Regions from separate parts of the Homo sapiens genome. Here all the other regions are linked to region 1. The links are chromatin loops, found by intact Hi-C in ENCODE. Cell type or tissue: endothelial cell of umbilical vein. All regions are shown on one strand. Region 1 overlaps ABCC1 (ATP binding cassette subfamily C member 1 (ABCC1 blood group)). Region 2 overlaps ABCC1 (ATP binding cassette subfamily C member 1 (ABCC1 blood group)). Region 3 overlaps ABCC1 (ATP binding cassette subfamily C member 1 (ABCC1 blood group)). Region 4 overlaps ABCC1 (ATP binding cassette subfamily C member 1 (ABCC1 blood group)).

Region 1 (5,000 bases):
ATAGATAATGTTTTCAATTGACAGGTGGAGCATCTTGCTAAGTGGGAGAGCTGAGAGTGCAACCTCAAGTCTGTCCAATTCCAAAACTGCTGTTACCGCTAAAGGATTAACCGCAGCACAATTGCCAGTAGGGATGGGTTGTTTAGATGGGAGCATTCCAGCTGCAAAGCAAAACAAGAGTAAGAAACCATGAGGCTCACCATATCTCAAACCACGCTGCACAGCTGTTCAGGTGGCATCCAGGGGGCCTTGGTTCAATCATGTGGCCCCTGCGCCCCACCACACTGTGGCCCAATGATTGATGAGAACGAACAGTGATGGAATCAGAGAGAGTAGGTCCAGTTCCTGGAGTCTCGTTATATCCTCTTGAAATTGGTGCCAGCTTTTTTTTTTTTTTTTTTTTCCCCTGCATTTACCAAATATGTTATCTGTGTTCATACGCAAGCTGGAAAATTTCCTGAAAGACCCAAAAAGAACAAAACAGGCCAAATGCAGTGTTGAAGGCAACTTAAATGTCTGCCAATAGCAGGACCTTGGGTACACCGTGGAGCAATGTGGCTTTGAGCAGGGATAATTAGAAGACGCAGCTGTTGGAGCACCAAGGATTTTTATTTTTCAACAACAAAGGAAATGATTTTAGCAAAGGACCAAGTTCTAGGTGCACTGTCGTTATCACCGAGATGAAATGCATAATGTGTGTGGGCAGGACTGGAAGGGAGGCAGATACATGAAAACATCGTCTTTTTAAGGGTTGAGATTATAGAATAGTTAATTTTTTAATGGCTTTTGGCTAAATTTACATTTATCCTCTCACTAGGCAGTCTCATTCCTAAGTGTATATTAAAAAAAAAAAAAAAAAAAAAAGAGCAAAGGCAGTGCTTAGAATGTTCTCAGCATCTTGATTCATAATCGCCCAAACTGGAAACAGCTCAAATGTCCATTAACAGGACCGTGGAGAAATAAATTGTGATATAATTATACAATTTATGGTTGAGTAGTAAAAAGGAATGAAATGCTAATACACAACAATTTGGGTTTATCTCAGAGATGTTATAGTGATCAAAAGAAGCCAGACGAAAAAGAGTAGGTACTGTGAGATTTCATTTATATGAAGTTCGGTCGGGTGCAGTGGCTCATGCCTTTAATCCCAGCCCTTTGGGAGGCCTAGACAGGAGGATTGCTTGGGCCCAGGAGTTCGAGACCAGCCTGAGCAACATGGGAAAACCTGGTCTCTACAGAAAATACAAAAATTAGCTGGGTGTGGTGGCGTGAACCTGTAGTCCCACCTGCTTGGGAGGCTGAGATGGAAGGGTCACTTGAGCCTCGGAGGCGGAGGTTGCAGTGAGCTGACATTGTGCCAGTGCACTTCAGCCTTGGTGACAGGGCGAGTTGTCTGAAAAAAACATCAGATCGGCAGGGCAGGTGGATCACCTGAGGTCAGGAGTTTGAGACCAGCCTGGCCAACATGGTGAAACCCCATCTCTACTAAAAATAGAAAAATTAGCCAGGCACGGTGGTGGGCGCCTGCAATTCCAGCTACTTAGGAGGCTAAGGCAGGAGAATTGCTTGAACCTGGGAGGCAGAGGTTGCAATGAGCCAAGATTGTGCCACTGCACTCCAGCCAGGGTGACAGAGCGAGACTGTCTTAAAAAATAAAATAAGATCATTCCTGAACAAATATTCATCTCAGGTTAGATTTTTCCAGTAAGTAAGGTTCAGAGGCAGTGGCAAGTGGAGGAAAGTGAACAGGTAACACACTTGAGAGCGATTTGCATCTGGATTGTTCAGAAAGCAAGCTGGTAAGAGAGGAAGGAGATGTGGTCCAGGGTAAGATGGGGCAGATCACCTGGGCCTTCAGCCATGCAGAGGGGTCTGGATTTCATGGGAGGCGGTGGGAACAGCTGGAGAAGAAATTATATCTGATCCACATTCCAGGAATTGGCAGAACAGCTATTCTGAGACTGCGTGGGGTTGTGCGGTACCTGGGTTCACTTACATAGCTTCTGGGGCCCCAGAAGACTCTCCATCTGTGGGTTGCAATTAACGCCCGTGCCGCCACCCAGGAAGAAGCTGCCAACCACAGAGGCCTTGTAAAAGCCACCTGCTGCTATTGATGCTTTTTGTTGGACTCTGCCCCAAAGCAGCCCAGTACACCTGGCCCAGGGCAGGATGCAGGGAGGCCGAGTTCCTAGCAACCCTTTGTTAGTTTTCCCAGCTCTCCTGTCGATAAGCAATTGTAGGCACCTTGTGGAATCAGGAACCCCGGGCTCACCAGTTCCTTTTGCGTAGATGAGAAAAACCTAGGCTAGGAGAGCGCAGTGTCCTCACATGGCTGGTGCAGCCTCTGATCCACAGCTCCACAAAGCTTGCAGAAGGTGGTTGGCTTTTGTTCTGAATCTAACAAGACTTATCGGGAGGCTCTTGGTGCCTGGCACTGGCTGAATGCCCAGGTTGGGGGAGGCAGAGCAGATGAAGCATCTGCCCGCGAGGGTGGGTGGAGCTGCTTGTGAAACGTATCATCGTAGCCCGGGAGCTGGGACACTGAAGCCCGGAGAAGGTGCTCATGGAGGATGGGAAGGGCTTCCCGAGGAAGTGACATCTGTGCTCCCATCTGCTGGGTGATGAGGAATGGCCTGGACGGGATGGGCATGGTGGGTGGAGGCAGGCGGCCTGTGTGCAGGGAAGGAAGGGGAGAGTTACAGGATGAGATGAGTTGAGGGAAGAAGCATGGTTGGCAACTCTAACAGCGCTGGGAGGCCATCGGAGGGGGGTGACGAGATTGACCCTATCCTCATGGGCATCTCAGCTGGGCTGAGTGTGCTGGAACCGGCCATTGCATGGACACAGTCACTCCTGAGGGGATGTGATCAACAGGCGGAATTCTGTCACTTAATGATAACAATAGTCACCAGCTAACTGAATGCTTACTGTTAGGTCAAACTATATGAAACTGCTAATACTTATTTCTTATCTACAGAAACAGCTATTTCCTGTGGTTCAACCTAGTATTACCAGGCACTGTGCTTAGTGACATCATGCATATCTATATGATTTATGAAATAATGTGTCCACGCAAATACACATCACATGTAAGACTGTAACTCTTACATGTCACCCTCACAATGACCCCGTGAAGCAAGCTTTGTTTTGTTTCGTTTGTTTTCTTAATAATATTTTATTTTTGTAGAGATGGCATTTTGCCATGTGCCTGGGCTGGTCTCAGACTCCTGGCCTCAAGTGATCTCCCGCCTCTGCCTCCTGAAGTGCGGGTATTACAAGCATGAGCCACCCCACCTGGCCGAGCAAGCCTTGTTGTTCCCATTTTACAGATAAGGAAACTGAGGCTTAGAGAAGTAAAGTGTTAGTCGTGTTTATATTGCCAGTCAGTAGTTGAGTCAGGATTTGAACTGAGGTCTCGTTGACCTCAAAGCCTATGCTGAAAACCACACTGCTGGTTCCAGAAAACCCTAGAGGTGAAAGGCTTCAGAGAGGCAGTACAGGGTAGAGGTTAGCACTTTGCAGCCCAGATGGCCTGGGTTTGAATCCCAGTTCTGCCCCTTGCTAGCCATGTGACCTTGGGGAGGAGATTAACTAGCTTCTTTGTGCCTTAGTCTACCCATCACATATAGGAATGAGCACCTCAGGTTTTTTGTGAGGATTGAATGAACTGATGTTTGTAAAACTGCTTAGAACGATGCCTGGGGCTGTGGGCTTTGTATAAGCGTGAGCTATTATTGTCACTGTCCTTGTCATTGGTGGTGCTATTCCTGTGGTTCACCAGGTGAGTGGGCACCCCTGTGAGGGCAGCCCGGCTCTAACATTTTGCCTCCTGGAGGTATCGGTTACGTCTAGATGTTCTCCAGCACAGCCCTGCCCTGGGAGGATGGCAGGAGGGAACCTTCATCAACTCCCCGCGTCTGTTCTCTACCCCAGAGGTTCTACGTGGCTTCCTCCCGGCAGCTGAAGCGCCTCGAGTCGGTCAGCCGCTCCCCGGTCTATTCCCATTTCAACGAGACCTTGCTGGGGGTCAGCGTCATTCGAGCCTTCGAGGAGCAGGAGCGCTTCATCCACCAGAGTGACCTGAAGGTGGACGAGAACCAGAAGGCCTATTACCCCAGCATCGTGGCCAACAGGTGGGCATGGTGGGCCTGCAGGAGCGGGTGGAGGAGGCCGCCTTAGCACCTTGTCTCTTTGCCTCGATCTTTTCCTCGCACCTTGAGCTGGGTATAAAGCCAAACCCCGGCCTTGCAGAAAGGATGGAGAGGCTTGATGAGCGCGGAGGACAGATGAATCATTAAGAGCAGACAGCGGCACTGTAGACATGCAGTGCCCGCGGCATTTAAGTGCAGGGACACAGCTCTTCTGGAGTCAGAAAGCCCTGCAAGTGCTTCCCGTTAACTGTCATCCTAGTGATGCAAGACTGCCAGCGACCGACTCTGCTATTGAGTATCTTCATACCGCTGTTCCCGTCTGGGGGTGATCATGCACCCCTGGGTGATGTGTGTCAGAAGCAATTTACTAATACTAAGCTAAACCATATGAGATTGTCATCTTGTGGGCCAGATGTCATGGCTCACGCCTGTAATCCCAGTACTTTGGGAGGCTGAGGCAGGAGGATCCATTAGATTCCAGGCCAGCCTGGGCAACATAGCAAGACCCCCATCTCTCTTAAAAAAAAAAAAAAAAAAAAAAAGTAGCCCATCATGGTGGTGTGTGCCTGTAGTCCTAGCTTCTCGAGAGGCTGAGGCTGGAGGATCGTTTCAGCCCAGGAGTTCAAAGTTGCATTGAGCTATGATTACACCACTGCACTCCAGCCTGGGTGACAGAGTGAGACCCTGTCTCTGGAAAAACAAAAAAAGGAGATGGGGGTGGGAGATTGACATCTTGTGGATCACAGATAATAGCATCAATCCAAAAGAGGCAGAAGTTTGCTAATTATTTGCTGAATTTAGAGAAGTGTCCCTCTCACCCATTTGCATCCTTATAGACTTTTCTGAAAA
Region 2 (5,000 bases), 130 kb before region 1:
TGCAGGGAGAATCCATGGCCTGGCCCTGTCCAGCATCAAGAGGCCACCTGTCTTCCTCAATTCGTGGTTTCATGTCCCTCCACCCCTGCTTGTGTTGTCAAATCTCCTTTACTTTTTTTTTATTTTTGAGACGGAATCTCAGCTCACTGTAGTCTCTGCCTCCCAGGTTCAAGTGATTCTCCTGCCTCAGCTTCCTGAGTAGCTGGGATTACAGGTGCATGTCACCATGCCTGGCTAATTTTTGTATTTTTAGTAGAGACGGGGTTTCACCATGTTGGACAGGCTGGTCTTGAACTCCTGACCCCGGGTGATCTACCTGCCTCAGCCTCCCAAAGTGGTGGGATTATAGGCATGAGCCACCACGCCCTGCCTCAAATCTCCTTTTCTGACTCAGATATTCCCACCGTCCTCTTGTCCCTTATAATTCCCTGTGATTACATTGGGCCCACCTGGATCATCTAGGACAGGGGTCCCCAACTCCTGGGCCATGAACCAGTAGCGAGCAGTCTGTGGCCTGTTAGGAACTGAGTCATGCAACAGGAGCTGAGTGGCGGGCAAGCCAGCATTACCACCTGAATTCCACCTCCTGTCAGATCAGTGGCTGCATTGGATTCTCACAGGAGCGTGAACCCTAACGTGAACCGTGCATGCGAGGGACCTAGGCTGTGTGCTCCTTATGAGAATCTAATGCCTGATGATCTGAGGGGGAACAGTTTCATCCTGAAAGCCACCCCCCGCCATCCCTGGCAAAACTGTCTTCCATGAAATCCATCCCTGGTGCCAAAAAGCGTGGGGACCTCTGATCTGGGACATTCTCCCCATTCCAAAGTCCTTAATGATACCTGCAGAGTCCCTTTTGCCATGAAAGGTAAGAGACTCAGGTTCTGGGGACGGGGATGTAGGCATCTTTACGGGCTATTCTGTGTACTGCACCTGTTCAGCTTAGTTCCAGGCACATAGTAGGGGCTCAGTACATCTTTGTTGAATGACACAATCAATCATTTGGTTAGGCTAGAGAATGTGGAAGGAGGCCGGGTGCAGTGGCTCACGCCTGTAATCCTAAGGCTGAGGCAGGTGGATCACTTGAGCTCAGGAGTTTGAGACCAGCCTGGACAATGTGGCGAAACCCCATCTCTCCTAAAAATAGAAAAATTACCTGGGTGTGATAGTGTGTGTCTGTAGTCCCAGCTACTCAGGAGGCTGAGGCGGGAGGATCACTTGAGCCCAGAAGGTGGAGGTTTCAGTGAGCTGAGATCATGGCACTGCAGTCCAGTCTGGGCAACAAAACGAGACCCTGTGTCAGAAAAAGAGAGAATGTGGAGGGATATTATAGCAAGAAGTGGATCTGGAAGTTTTACTAGTAGTGGTATTTATTGAGCACCTACTGTGTGCTCTGGCTCATGTTTAACAAAGTGCTTATTTGCATAATGTTAGTATTCCCATTTTACAGATGCGGAAACTGAGGTTTAGTTGCTGGCCTAGTATTACAGGGTGAGGAGCTGAAGCCCCATCTGCCTGACGAGGGGTGTGTTGGGGATGTGGACTAGAAGCTTGGTCAGGGAGGGATTCTGTTCAAACAGGGCTGCTTAGCTTTGGCACTGTTGACATTTGGGGCCAGATATTTCCCGTCGTGGGGGCTGTCCTATGTATTGTGGCCATTAAGCAGTATCCCTGGCCTCTGTCCACAGAGTGCCAATAGCACTACCCTCTTCCTAAGTTGTGAAAACCCAGGATGTTTCCAAATGTTGTCACATGTCCCCTGAGTGACAAACTTGCCCCCACTTGAGAACCATGGTGTTGAAACATAGATCACGGCACATCAACTCCATGCTCCTCAGGTCACCCTGCGTGAAAGTCAGAATCCCTGCGGTGGCCTGTGCGTCCCGCACTGACTGTCTCCTCCCTGCCTTCTTCCTTCCTCGCTGTCTTCACTGCTTGTTATTCTTCAGACCTGTTGGCCTCTCTGCGGTTTCTCAGAAATGCCAGGCCTGGTCTGACTTCAGGACCTTTGCACTGGCTGTTTTCTCTGCTTGGTGTGCCCTTCCTCCAGATGGCCATTTGGTTTACTCCTCTGTTTCCTTCCATCCTGTATTTGTTTATTTATTTTTAATTGAGATGGAGTCTCGCTCTGTCACCCAGGCTGGAGTGCAGTGGTGTGATCGCAGATCACTGCAACCTCCACCACCCAGGTTCAAGGGATTCTCGTGCCTCAGCCTCCTGAGTAGCTGGGATTACAGGCATGCACTACCACGCTATGTTGGCCAGGCTGGTCTTGAACTCCTGGCCTCAAGTGACCCACTTGTCTTGGCCTCCCAAAGTGCTGGGATTATAGGTGTGAGCCACTGTGCCTGGCTCAATCCTGTATTTAAATACCCGTCCTCAGCAAGGCTTGCCCTCTTCTCTGAGTGCTTTTCATCACACATGTCTTCATATCCTCTCCTTTCTAAACCATCTGTCTCTTCTCTTTAGGCTGTCAGCTCCAGGAGGGCCGGCCCTTGGTCCCTATTGTTCACTGCTGGGCCCTCAGCCCTAGGAACCGTGCTCTGTAAATGGATGAATGCTGTCTGTCCTGTTACTGCAGTGTCCCCAGACATATCCCTATGCCCAGCACATGCCTGACCCCTCACAAGACCCTGGAACATGACTAAGGGATTTATTTGGTGAAACATGAGAGTCTGATAAGAGGAGAGGAAGTGGCTGGGGAGCAACCTTGCAAAGATAGCCAGGGTTGGATGGAGAAAACGAGGGTGAGTGTCAGCTTCATAGGACGGGCCTTCCACGAGAGGCCTCATGGTGCTTGGGAGAGTTGGGGTGAAAGCAGGTTGGAACAAGATGCTTGCTGCTGACATTTGGGCACTGATGGGCAGCCTGACCTCTGCTTTCTTTTTAGTGCTTAACAACACTGAAGCCCTGTTAAGACAGGATTCTTAGGACTGGGCACAGTGGCTCATCCAGCACTTTGGGAGCCCTGGGTGGGAGGATCATTTGAGCCCCAGGAGTTTGAGGCCAGACAGGGCAACATAGCAAGGCCCCATCTCTGGAAAGAAATACAAAAATTAACCAGGCTTGGTGGTGTGCACCTCTAGTCCCAGCTACTTGAGAGGCTGAGGTGGGAGGATCACTTGAGCCTGGGAGTTCAAAGCTGTAATGAGCTATAATCATGACATTACACTCCAGCCGAGGAGACAGAGCAAGACTCTGTCTCAAAAAAAAAAAAAAAAAAAAAAAATTAGTTTTGCATGTAACTGTGTTCAGTTCTGTGTCTTGGACGTGAGGATTTGTGGTACCCGCCTGGATAGAGCAAGGATGGCCGTGCCCCTGCCTTCCTGGGTGATGGGGATAAGTCTGGAAATTGCCCCTGTGATGTTACTGGGCTTTATTCTTAGCTCTGCTGAGTTAGGGGGCAGGGTGGGGTGCAGCCCAGCCAACAGCATGCCAGGGCGCGTCACTGCCCACGCGATGCTGGCTTCAGCCGCCTTCCTCTCACCTCATGGCCCTGCCAGCCGTGCTTGCCTCCTGCTGTGTCGGGGCTGGGAGACTTTAGCCTTTCTCCAGATGTTTTCAGGAGTGCGGTGGGGAAATGAAGGCCACATGCTGTCTCTCTAAACAGGATTAATGTTCAGAAGCCCAGCGGGTGCCCTGACCTAACCACGGGCCTCTTGCACTCCTTTTCTCAGCTTCCCTTGGCTTCTGAGCTACCCCTCTGCAGCGTTGTTTCTGAGTGTGGCATTTAGGAGCACCCTGTCGTCTTGCCTTTCGTCCCTCCAAGCCCCGTCTGTTCCTTGGTTGGTTGTGCAGAAGAGTTGCTAGGGTTTGAATCCAGGACGGTCCTGCCCCTGTGACTCGCGGGCCATCTTCTCACCTGTTTGTCTCTGTGTTCCTCTCTGTAAAAGTGGGAATCATTACAGTACCTTCCTCATAGACTGCTAGGGTGATAAAATGGAGCGATGTACATGAAACCTGAACGCAGTGCCTGGTATGCAGTCCGTGCTTAGACAGGGCTCTGGTTTTATTTTTATTTCTTTTTCTTTGAGACTTGGTCTCACTCTGTCACCCAGGCTGGAGTTCATTAGCATAATCACGTCTCACTGCAGCTTCCCACTCCTGGGCTCAAGCGATCTTACCACCTCAGCCTCCCAAGTAGGTGGGATTACAGGTGTGAGCCACTGTGCCTGGCACCATTCAGCAATTTTTTTTTGTTTTGTTTTTGAGACAGAGCCTGGCTCTGTCACCCAGGCTGGAGTACAGTGGTGCGATCTCAGCTCACTGCAGTCTCTGTCTTTCAGGTTCAAGTGATTCTCCTGCCTCAGCCTCCCAAGCAGCTGGGATTACAGGCGTCTGCCACCACACCCAGCTAATTTTTAGTAGAGACAGGGTTTCACCATAGTGGCCAGGCTGGTCTTGAACTCCTGACTTCAAGTGATCCACCCTCCTCGGCCTCCCAAAGTGCTGGGATTACAGGCATGAGCCATCACACCCGGCCATCAGCAAATTTTTAAGTATACAATATAGTATTGTGAGCTATAGACACTATTCTGTACAGTAGACCGTAGGACTGACTGACTCATCTTGTATGACCAAAACTTTATACGCTTTGACCAACACCTCCCTGTTTCCCCCACCACCAGCTCCTTGCAACTACCATTCTGTTCTCTGCTTCTATGAGTTTGTCTTTTTTAGATGTCACATGTGAGTGAGATCTTGCAGTGTTCGTCTTCCTGTGCCTGGCTTATTTCATTTAGCATAATGTTCTCCAGGCGCATCCATGTTGTTGCAAATGGCAGGATTTCTTTCCTTTTTTTTTTAGACAGAGTCTTGCTCTGTCTCCCAGGCTGGAGTGCAGTGGCACGATCTCGGCTCACTGCAAGCTCCGCCTCCTGGGTTCACGCCATCCTCCTGCCTCAGCCTCCCGAGTAGCTGGAACCACAGGTGCCTGCCGCCACGCCCGGCTAATTTTTTTTTTTTTTTTTTTTGCATTTTTAGTAGAGATGGGGTTTCAC
Region 3 (5,000 bases), 75 kb before region 1:
TGCCGACCTCAGGTGATCTGCCCACCTCGGCCTCCCATAGTGCTGGGATTACAGGCGTGAGCCACTGCGCCCAGCCTATTGTTGTTCTTTCTTTTTGAGATGGAGTTTTGCTCTGTCACCCAGGCTGGAGTGCAATGGCCTGATCTCCACTCACAGCAACCTCCACCTCCCAGGTTCAAGTAATTCTCCTGCCTCAGCCTCCCAAGTAGCTGGGATTACAGGCACCTGCCATCATGCCCGGCTAATTTTTGTATTTTTAGTAGAGATGGGGTTTCACTATGTTGGTCAGGCTGGTCTCAAACTCCTGACCCCAAGTGATCCAGCCACCTTGGCCTCCCAAAGTGCTGGGATTACAGGTGTGAACCACCACTCCTGGCCATGATTGTTATTTTGTATTGTTTTGAAATCAGGAAGTGTGAATCCTCCAACTTGATTCTTATTTTTCATGATTGTTTTGACTGTTCTGGATCCTTGAGTTTCCATGTGAATTTTAAAGTTAGCTCATAATTTCTACCTGGCAGCCAGCTGGGCTTTTGATGGGGATTGCCTTGACTCTAGATCAGTTTGGAGCCATCAGTTTTCTAAGTCTTTAACTTATTCAACTCGTTTAATCTTACCTACCTTGGAGGTAGGTCCTACTTTTATCCTCATTTCACAGAGGAGGAAACTGAGGCCCAGAGAGCTTAAGGACCTTGTCTGAAGTCACGCAGCTGGCCAGTGGCCAAGCCAGACCTTGAGCCGGTGGCTCTGGAGCCCGTGGCTCTGGAGCCCGTGTTTGTAACCACTGTGCTGAGCTGCCTCTTTCCCTGGGCTTGTTGTCTTTGACTCTGCCTTCCCTGAAGGGTGACATTCCCTGGCCATGTCCCTGTGGTAGGGGGCTGCATCTCTGGCAGACCCCACAACGGCTTCACCTCCTTGTGTTCCAGGCAGCCGGTGAAGGTTGTGTACTCCTCCAAGGATCCTGCCCAGCCGAAAGAGAGTTCCAAGGTGGATGCGAATGAGGAGGTGGAGGCTTTGATCGTCAAGTCCCCACAGAAGGAGTGGAACCCCTCTCTGTTTAAGGTGTTATACAAGACCTTTGGGCCCTACTTCCTCATGAGCTTCTTCTTCAAGGCCATCCACGACCTGATGATGTTTTCCGGGCCGCAGATCTTAAAGTAAGACCCCTTCCCTCCCAGGTGGGCTCCATTTTCCCTCCTTGGCTTTGATCTTTCAGTTGCATCAGTCATAACCCTGGGGTCATGCTGTGTCCTGAAGTGGGCTCATAGCCAGATGTCTCCATTTTTACTTTAGCTTTTTTGAAAAAAATAGAGACAGGGTCTTGCTTTGTTGGTCAGGCTGGTCTCGAGCTCCTGACTTCAAGCGATCCTCCTGCCTCGGCCTCCCAAAGTGCTGGGATTGCAGATGTGAGCCATGGTCACTGCCTAGCTTTACTTTATGCTTTACTTAATTACCATATTAGTGAAGACCACATCGTTTGCAAGTAACAGAAACCCACTAGGCTCCCCTAAAACCCAAATGGGGAGGATATGGCATTGTCTTGGGAAACCAAGAGCAAGGAAATGCCAGCAGATCTCATGAAAAAACTGCAACCAGGGTTGGGCGCAGTGGCTCATGCCTATAATCCCAGCACTTTGAGAGGCTGAGGTGGGAAGATCACCTGAGGTCAGGAGGTCAAGACCAGCCTGGCCAGCATGGTAAAACCATCTGCTAAAAATACAAAAATTAGCCGGGCGTGGTGGTGCACGCCTGTAATCCCAGCTACTCAGGAGGCTGAGGCATAAAAATTGCTTGAACCCAGGAGGCAGAGGTTACAGCAAGCTGATTGCATCACTGAACTCAAACCTTGGCGACAGAGCAAGACTTTGTCTCAAAAAAAAAAAAAAAAAAAAAAAGAATAAAAACAACAACAAAAAACTGCAACCAGGAACTGGGGAGTCAGAAAGGAAGTTGCCTCTCTCCTACCTGGCTCTCTGCTGCTCTGTGACTCAGGGGCTACACATCCCTTCTCTTTTCCTCCCTACCTCTTTACCTCGTGTTCCCTATGCAATTCCTTTGGGTGACTTGCTGGTGATGAGATATAGCTAGAGCAATTAGTGCACAACCCCAAGGCAGAGGCCTCTTTTATGAGCAGTTTGGGTCACCTGCACAGCCAGATCACCACTGTGGACTTGTTTTTCCATCTATGAAATTGAAGTGATAGTGTCTAGCTCATCTGGCTCAGGAGAAAGTTGCAGTGCCAACACTGAAGCTCTCTTCCCTGCCCCCACGTGTCACAAGTCATTCCAGGCCCTCTCTTTGCTCCTTTGCAGGTTGCTCATCAAGTTCGTGAATGACACGAAGGCCCCAGACTGGCAGGGCTACTTCTACACCGTGCTGCTGTTTGTCACTGCCTGCCTGCAGACCCTCGTGCTGCACCAGTACTTCCACATCTGCTTCGTCAGTGGCATGAGGATCAAGACCGCTGTCATTGGGGCTGTCTATCGGAAGGTAGGGGACGCTGTGCCATTGGCATGTGGCCCGACTTCCACATCCCCTCCTGCAGCCCTGGGTTACTCTGGGGCCAGCGTGGGGATTTCCAGCCCAGCTTCTGGAGCAGTAGGATGAGGGTAGCTTCCGTGACCTTAGGTGGCAGGGACAGCACGCATCAGGCATTGTACGTTAGGAAAGCTGATTTCAAGGGTGGGCGTGTAGATGTCTTTGTGTATCAGCTGTGAGTAATTGAGTTTCTTAGATGGATCAGTGGCCCTTGTTGTGGGGAAATCCAAGTTTGGATCCTCATTCTGCTGTTAACATTCTGTGTTTCAGCTTGTTGTCACTCTTTTTTTTTCGTTTTTTTGAGACCAGGTCTCACTCTCTCCCCCAGACTGGAGTGCAGTGGCATGATATTGGCTCACTGCAACTTCTGCCTCCTGAGTTCAAGCGATTCTTCTGCCTCAGCCTCCTGAGTAGCGGGGACTACAGGCGCCTGCCACCACGACCGGCTAATTTTTGTATTTTTAGTAGAGACAGGGTTTCGCCATGTTGGCCAGGCTGATCTTGAACTGCTGACCTCAGGTGATCCGCCTGCCTCAGCCTCCCAAAGTGCTGGGATTACAGGCATGAGCCACCGCGCCCAGCCTGTTGTCACTCTTAATTTGAACTGAGCAGGTGGCACATTCCTTGCATGGTAAGAGTATGTAGCAGGCATTTGTGTACATCCAATTTCAAAGGACCTAAATTACCTTCTTGATCCCTATAAATTTTTTTTTTTTTTTGTCTCGAGGTCAAGGAAACTGCTTGGCTCCTAGGTTAGGAAGAGACAGTCTTGCAGGTACTTGATGAACTAGAGGAGTGATTCTCAGGCCTGTCTGTGAATTAGACTCACCTGGGGAGCTTAAACTGATGCAGGCCAGGCACTGTAGCTCATGCCTGTAATCCCAGCAGCTTGGGAGACCAAGGTGGGGGAATCACTGGAGGCTTGGAAGTTCAATACCAGCCTGGTCAATATAGCAAGACCCTGGCTCTGCAGAAAATTTAAAAAAATTAGCCAGGTATGGTGGTGCGTACCTGTAGTCCCGTCTACTCAGGAGATTGAGTTAAAAGAATCACTTCAGCCCCGGAGTTGGAGGCTGCAGTGAGTCCTGATAGCATCCCTGCATTCCGGCCTGTGTGACAGAATGAGACCCTGTCTGAAAAAACAAAAAAACTTCCTGACACCTAGGTTGCACCAGACCAGTGAAATTGCGATTGCTGTGGTGGCACCCAGGTGTCATTGTTTTTGTTTTTTATTTATTTTTATGTTTTGAGACAGGGTCTCGCTCTGTCACCCAGGCTAGAGTGCAGTGGCATGATCTTGGCTCACTGCAGCCTCCACCTCCTGGGCTCAAACGATCCTGCCACCTCAGCCCACCACGTAGCTGGGCCCAGAGGCATGCATCACCACGCCTGCTAATGTCTTAGTGTTTTTAAAACTCACGAGGTGATAGTGTGCAATCATGTTTGAGGGCTAGGGACATTTTCCCCCACCAGGGCACGTTTGGCAATATCTGGGGGCATTTTCGGTTGTCCCAACTGGGGGCGAGGGCATGTAGTGGGTCGAGGCCAGGTATTGCTGCTAAAACTCCTACAGTGCGCAGGACAGCCCCCCAAAGAATTATCTGGCTCCAGATGTCAAGAATGCCAAGGATTAGAGACCCTGGCCCACACCCTCAGTCCTTCAGTGGGATCTGGGACCAGTAGCACTGACACAGCCTGGAAGCGTAGAAATGCAGAATCCCAGGCCACACCCCAGACTTGCAGAATCCAAAACAACTCCCCCCACCCCCCACCACTCCCCCCAGAAAAACCCGGCCGCATGTGTGCACATTAAAGCATGCGAAGCCCTGGTTTCGAGGACACCTAGGGTCCCTTGCCAACTGATGAGTTCAAGGTTGGGAGGCACTGAGCACCGCGGATAAGAATGTGGGCTTTGAGATGACACAGGCGTCCTGGGCAGACAGATAGGTCGGGAGGGGAGGAGGAGAGATCTGCGGCATTTCTGCCCCTGAGAGTCTCCTTCCTCTCCGTGGGTCTGGAGGGAGAGTCAGGCCTCTTCAGCTGCCACACTCACCCACCTTCCCTCTCCTTTGTCCCACAGGCCCTGGTGATCACCAATTCAGCCAGAAAATCCTCCACGGTCGGGGAGATTGTCAACCTCATGTCTGTGGACGCTCAGAGGTTCATGGACTTGGCCACGTACATTAACATGATCTGGTCAGCCCCCCTGCAAGTCATCCTTGCTCTCTACCTCCTGTGGCTGGTGTGTGTTTAACGCCGTTTCCCTTTGCATGCAGGGAGGGACTTCTACGTGTGGGCAGTGGGCCGAGGGAGTGGGTGTTGATGGTAATGGCATGTAGAGCTCCCTGGCAGTTCCGGCTGTGGTTCATATTTTATTTTCCAGCCTGTTAACCAATTCCTCAGTATTTTGTTCCTTTCCTGAATTGTCAGGTTGATGTTCTCCTTGGTGGCATGGCGTTTTC
Region 4 (5,000 bases), 160 kb before region 1:
CATATGTTCCCTGGGGTGTGAAATCACACAGCCACTGGTGTGGAGGAATATGGGGGAGAAACATGGAGCAAGACCTTCCTCCTCATCCTGCATTTCCCTAGGAGGTTGTGGGCTGTCGAAATTCTAGTGTAATTGGCTTACTGGGGTTGCCTTGGAGAAGCTTAATGAGACGTTAAGGAGGTTAAACTCCAATTAGCTAGAGAAGAAACTTGCGGCAGTTTCTTTTTTACTGAGGGCTGTGTCTTTTTACCTTTTTCCATTTTCCCAGTTGGAGTTGTGACAGTTCATTCTCCCCTGGGAAAACAAAAATGGCTTTCTTTTTCTTTTTCTTTCTTTTTTCTTTTGAGACAGGGTCTCCCTCTGTCACCCAGGCTGGAGTGCAGTGGCACAATCATAGCTCACTGCAGCCTCGACCTCCTGGGCTGAAGCTATCTTCCCACCTTAGCCTCCCAGGTAGCTGGGACCAGAGGTGCACACCACCATACCCGGCTAATTTTTGTATTTTTTGTAGAGTCAGGGTCTCACCATGTTGCCCAGGCTTGTCTCAAACTCCTGGGCTCAAGCGATCCTCCTGCCTCGGCCTCCCAAAGTGCTGGGATTACAGGCGTGAGCCACCATGCCCAGCCGAAAATGGCTTTCTTGAGAGATCAGCTTTGAAGCTCTACTCCTTCATTTTAAAGTGCCCCAGGAGAAGTGGACGATTACAAAGTTGAGATTCCACTTAAGTGTCCCCTTAGTTTAACTGTGGGATTCATCTCCTGGGGAGGTTGCCAGGTTCTGGAAAGTGGGTGTTAATGACCAGGGAGGGTGCCCCTAGGCTAGCATCCTGTAACCCTCAGGAATTGAGATTTTTATGGAGGTTTTCTCTTCCTCTCTGTGAGTTTTCTCTCTGAGAAACCTGTCTAGGGAGGGAGGCTCTAGGCTAGCATCCTGTAACCCTCAAGTAGTAATTGAGATTTTTATGGAGCTTTTATCTTCCTCTCTGTGAGTTTTCTCTCTGAGGAACCTCAGTGTACCTTTTACTGGCCTCCTAGGTAATACTTGTTTGGAGAATATGTGTGATGTCTAAGTCTTCCCAGTACAAGAAATTTGTGTGGTGTTTGACTGATTGATGGATGGAGTCTTGTTCTGTCGCCCTAGCTGATTGTACCACTGCACTGCAGTCTCGACCTCCCAGGCCAAGTGACCCTCCCAACTCACCCTCCCAAGTAGCTGGGACTACAGGCATGCACCAGCACACCCGGCTAATTTTTGTATTTTTTTTTGTAGAGATGGGGTTTCACTATGTTGCCCAGTTTGGTCTTGAACTCTTGAGCTCAAGCAGTCTCCCAGAGTGCTGGGATTACAGGTGTGAGCCACCACGCCCAGCCTCGTGTGGTCTTTGATACCCCTGGGTTCATTGTATTGTTCTTCCCACACTGCTTTTCATTCATTCATTTATTCAGTCATTATTAATTGAGCAGCTACTATGTGCTGCTGCTGCTCTAGGCACTGAGGATACAACAGTGAACAGGACAGACCAGGCCCATGTTCTCATGGGGTTTACACTGAGGGTGACGGAAATGATTTCAGATGCTGGCAAGTGCTGCAAAGACTTGAACCGGGAAAAACTGGGTGAGGTGCAAACTACTACGGAGGGATGTCCACAGAAGGCCTTTCGGAGGCGGTGAGGTTTGACCCCAGAGCTCAGTGGCAAAGCTGGCCATGCAAGGATGTGGGGGAAGGGAGTCCCAGAGTGGGAAGAGAATGTGCATAGGCCTTGAGGAAGATCATGGTGTGGTTAAAGTATTGAGGAGTTTAACTCAAAGGAACTGCAGAGCCCATCTCATAAAAATCTAGCCTGGAGCATTCGGCAAAATGCATAAAGCACTAACACAATGGCTTGTGGTCCTGGAATTTCCAGGGAAGGCGCTTACCAGCTCAGCAAGGAAGTAGAACAATGCATGGTCCCTGGCAGAAGCAAGAACCTTCTGATCTGTTTATGTTTGAATGAAACGCAGGTTTTTTTTTTTTTTTTTTTTTTTTAAAATAGATGGGGGTCTTGCTATGCTGCTCAGGCTGGTCTCGAACTCCTGGGCTCAAGCAATCCACCCACCTTGGCCCTTCCATGTGCTGGGATTACAGGCATGAGGCACTACGCCCTGCTGAATCTCAGGTCTTAAAAATTCAGTTTATTTTGTTTTATGAGTCTCTTCTCTTTCTCAGAACCTTAACTGAAACGTTTGTGATCAAGACCAACTTGGGTTTCCCCACTCCCCAGTTGCCTTTGATTCTCCGCCAAAGGCTTGTTCGTAAGATGATGAGGTACTTTTTTCCTGTGGTTAAGAGGACTTTCTATAGGTTGCTAGAAAACTCTTGTTTTAAAACAAGATGTTGTTGAATTGATCTGGCTGATTGCAGGAGGAAGATCTTGTACTGCAACTTTGTTGATGATGCTAATACTTTAAGGTGAATATTCTAGAAGAATATAAAGGGAAAAATAAAAGTTTTAGTATGTTCCCACCCTGCCCTTTGTTCCCAGAAGTAGCCGTTATTGATGATGGTTGTTGATGATAGTTTCTTGGGTGTTTTTCGAGAAAAGTTTCAAGTATATGCAAATGTATGTGCAAGAACGTGTTCGTTTGTGTGTATATGTTTACATATTCATTTTTTCCCTCCCTAGTTGGGTATTTTAAATACTGTTTTGTCTCTTGTTCTCTTCACTTAACCAGTGTTGATTTTCTTGCCATTTTAAGCCCATGCAAATTGAAAGTAAAAGCCAATCAAATCAACTTTTTTTTTTTTTTTTTTTTAAACAAGCCACGCATTTGCCTGTTAAATGGCTGAGCCATGTATTCACCCATTCCCCTCTTGGTGTCTATCAAGGTCATTCCCAGTTCCTGGTTTCTTGCTGTGATAAGCAGTGCTGCACTGAAGGCACATGTATGCAAATATATGTAAATGATTCAGCAGAATAAATTTTCCCACAGGAAATTGCTAGGTTGACAGTATGTGCATTTTGAAATTTGATAGTTAATTGTCAGGTTACTGCAGCAGTTTATACTCCCACTAATGGGCCCACCAGCACTTATTAAGCACCTGTTGTTTTCCTGCCATATCAGAAAAATTGAGCAAGCTGGGAAGTGATCAGGCCCATGTTGCTTGGCTGTGTGTGAGAGGGCTTTGCCCAGTTAAGTTAAACCTTACTTTCCAGAGGTCAGGAGATCAAAGCAGAAGTGTGCTTTGGTTTTGTTCAGTTTTTTAAAAGATGTGTTTAAATTTTAAACATCTTTGGACTTATTTTAAAAATTGCTTTTAAATCAATAATTTAACAATGTGTAAAAACATTACTGATAGTCTCACCATGCTAATGTCACTCTGATTTTTACACCTAAACTAATTTAATTGCAGAGTTTTCTGATCACAAGTGACATGTGTTCCATATGACAGAACAAACAATACAAAGATATTTAAATAAAGCCTGAACATGGTACTGATATTAGTTTGTTCATGCTGCTATGAAAAAATACCTGAGACTGCGTAGTTTATAAAGGAAAGAGGTTTAATTGACTCACAGTTCTGCATGGCTGGGGAGGCCTCAGGAAACTTAAAATGATGGTGGAAAGGAAAGCAAACATGTCCTTCTTCACATGGTGGCAGGAGACAGAAGTGCAGAGTAAAGAGGAGAAAAGCCGGTATAAAACCATCAGATCTTCTGAGGACTCACTATCAGGAGAACAGCATGGGGGAACCGCTCCCATGATCTAATCACCTCCAGTGAGGTCCCTCCACCAACACGTGGGGATTACAATTAAGATTACAATTCAAGATGAGATTTGTGCGGGGACACAGAGCCGTGCCATATCATTCTGCCCCTGGCCCCTCCCAAATCTCATCTTTCTCATATTTCAAAACACAATTATGCCTTCCCAACAGTTCCCCAAAGTCTTAACTCATTTCAGCATTAACTCAAAAGTCTATGTCCAAAATCTCATCTGAGACAAAATCTAGTCTCTTTCACCTATCAGCCTGTAAAATCAAAAGAAGTTAGTTAGTTCCTAGATACAATGGGGGTACAGGCATTGGATAAATACACCCGTTTGAAATGGGAGAAATTGGCCAAAACAAAGGGGCTGCAGGCCCCATGCAAGTCTGAAATCCAATAGGCCAGTCATAAAACTTTCAAGTTCCATAGTTATCTCCTTTGACTCCGTGTCTCACATCCAGGTCACACTGTTGCAAGAGGTGGGCTTCCACGGCCTTGGGCAGCTCTGCCCCTGTGGCTTTGCAGGGTATAGCCCCGCTCCTGGCTGCTTTCACAGGTTGGCGTTGAGTGTCTCCGTCTTTTCCAGGCACACGATGTAGCTGCAGGTGGATCTACCATTCTGGGTTCTGGATGGTGGCCCTTTTCTCACAGCTCCATTAGGCAGTACCCCAGTGGGGACTCTGTGTGGGGGCTCTGACCCCATATTTCCCTTCTTTACTGCATTGGTAGAGGTTCTCCATAAAGGCTCCACCCCTGCAGCAAACTTCTGGCTGGACATCCAGGCATTTGCATACATCCTCTGAAATCTAGGTGGAGGTTTCCAAACCTCAGTTCTTTAGTTCTATGTACCCACAGGCTCAATACCACATGGAAGCTGCCGAGGCTTGGGGCTTGCACCCTCTGAAGGCACAGCCTGAGCTGTGTACCTTGGCTCCTCTTAGCCATGACTGGAGTGGCTGGGCACCAAGTCCTAAGGCTGCACACATCAGGGGGGCCCTGGACCCAGCCCAGGAAACCGTTTTTCCCTCCTAGGCCTGTGATGGGAGGGGCTGCTGTGAAGGTTTGTGATATGCCCTGGAGACATTTTCCCCATTGTCTTGGAATTGGGCTCCTTGTTACTTTTGCAAGTTTCTGCAGCCGGCTTGAATTTCTCTTCAGAAAATGGGTTTTTCTTTTTACATTGTCAGACTGCAAATTTCCACACTTTTTTTTTTTTTGAGATGGAGTCTCTCTCTGTTGCCCAGGCTAGAGTGCA

The links. Peaks named below come from ENCODE experiments on the same cell type or tissue, not always from the same donor. Only the 100,000 strongest peaks of a DNase experiment are listed, where the experiment ranks them.
Region 2: a loop joins it to region 1, with 4 times the contacts of the local background. A loop is called at or near these places in 3 of 110 quality-filtered maps.
Region 3: a loop joins it to region 1, with 3 times the contacts of the local background. A loop is called at or near these places in 7 of 110 quality-filtered maps.
Region 4: it touches region 1 in a loop (18-fold over the local background); 4 of 110 quality-filtered maps call a loop at or near these places.

What each region holds. Positions count from the first base shown.
Region 1 is chr16:16,118,042-16,123,041 of GRCh38, forward strand. ABCC1 (ATP binding cassette subfamily C member 1 (ABCC1 blood group)) reads left to right here. Exons shown (of 31, transcript NM_004996.4): 24 at 3,934-4,133. Among named protein-coding and RNA genes, the nearest start is that of ABCC6, 100 kb to the right of the region's middle. In endothelial cell of umbilical vein, no CTCF peak of the experiment used is centred here; a DNase peak (open chromatin) is centred at 3,060; H3K27ac peaks cover 2,272 bases.
Region 2 is chr16:15,985,864-15,990,863 of GRCh38, forward strand. All of the region lies in intron 1 of ABCC1 (ATP binding cassette subfamily C member 1 (ABCC1 blood group)), which reads left to right. Among named protein-coding and RNA genes, the nearest start is that of ABCC1, 39 kb to the left of the region's middle. RefSeq lists enhancers at 3,009-3,672, 4,432-4,964. In endothelial cell of umbilical vein, no CTCF peak of the experiment used is centred here; DNase peaks (open chromatin) are centred at 1,998 and 2,638; H3K27ac peaks cover 3,454 bases.
Region 3 is chr16:16,043,524-16,048,523 of GRCh38, forward strand. It overlaps ABCC1 (ATP binding cassette subfamily C member 1 (ABCC1 blood group)), which reads left to right. Exons shown (of 31, transcript NM_004996.4): 8 at 927-1,157; 9 at 2,313-2,490; 10 at 4,619-4,780. Among named protein-coding and RNA genes, the nearest start is that of ABCC1, 96 kb to the left of the region's middle. In endothelial cell of umbilical vein, a CTCF peak has its summit at 2,469; no DNase peak of the experiment used is centred here; H3K27ac peaks cover 348 bases.
Region 4 is chr16:15,959,000-15,963,999 of GRCh38, forward strand. The region is part of intron 1 of ABCC1 (ATP binding cassette subfamily C member 1 (ABCC1 blood group)); the gene reads left to right. Among named protein-coding and RNA genes, the nearest start is that of ABCC1, 12 kb to the left of the region's middle. RefSeq lists an enhancer at 1-187. In endothelial cell of umbilical vein, no CTCF peak of the experiment used is centred here; DNase peaks (open chromatin) are centred at 1,892 and 2,222; H3K27ac peaks cover 1,527 bases.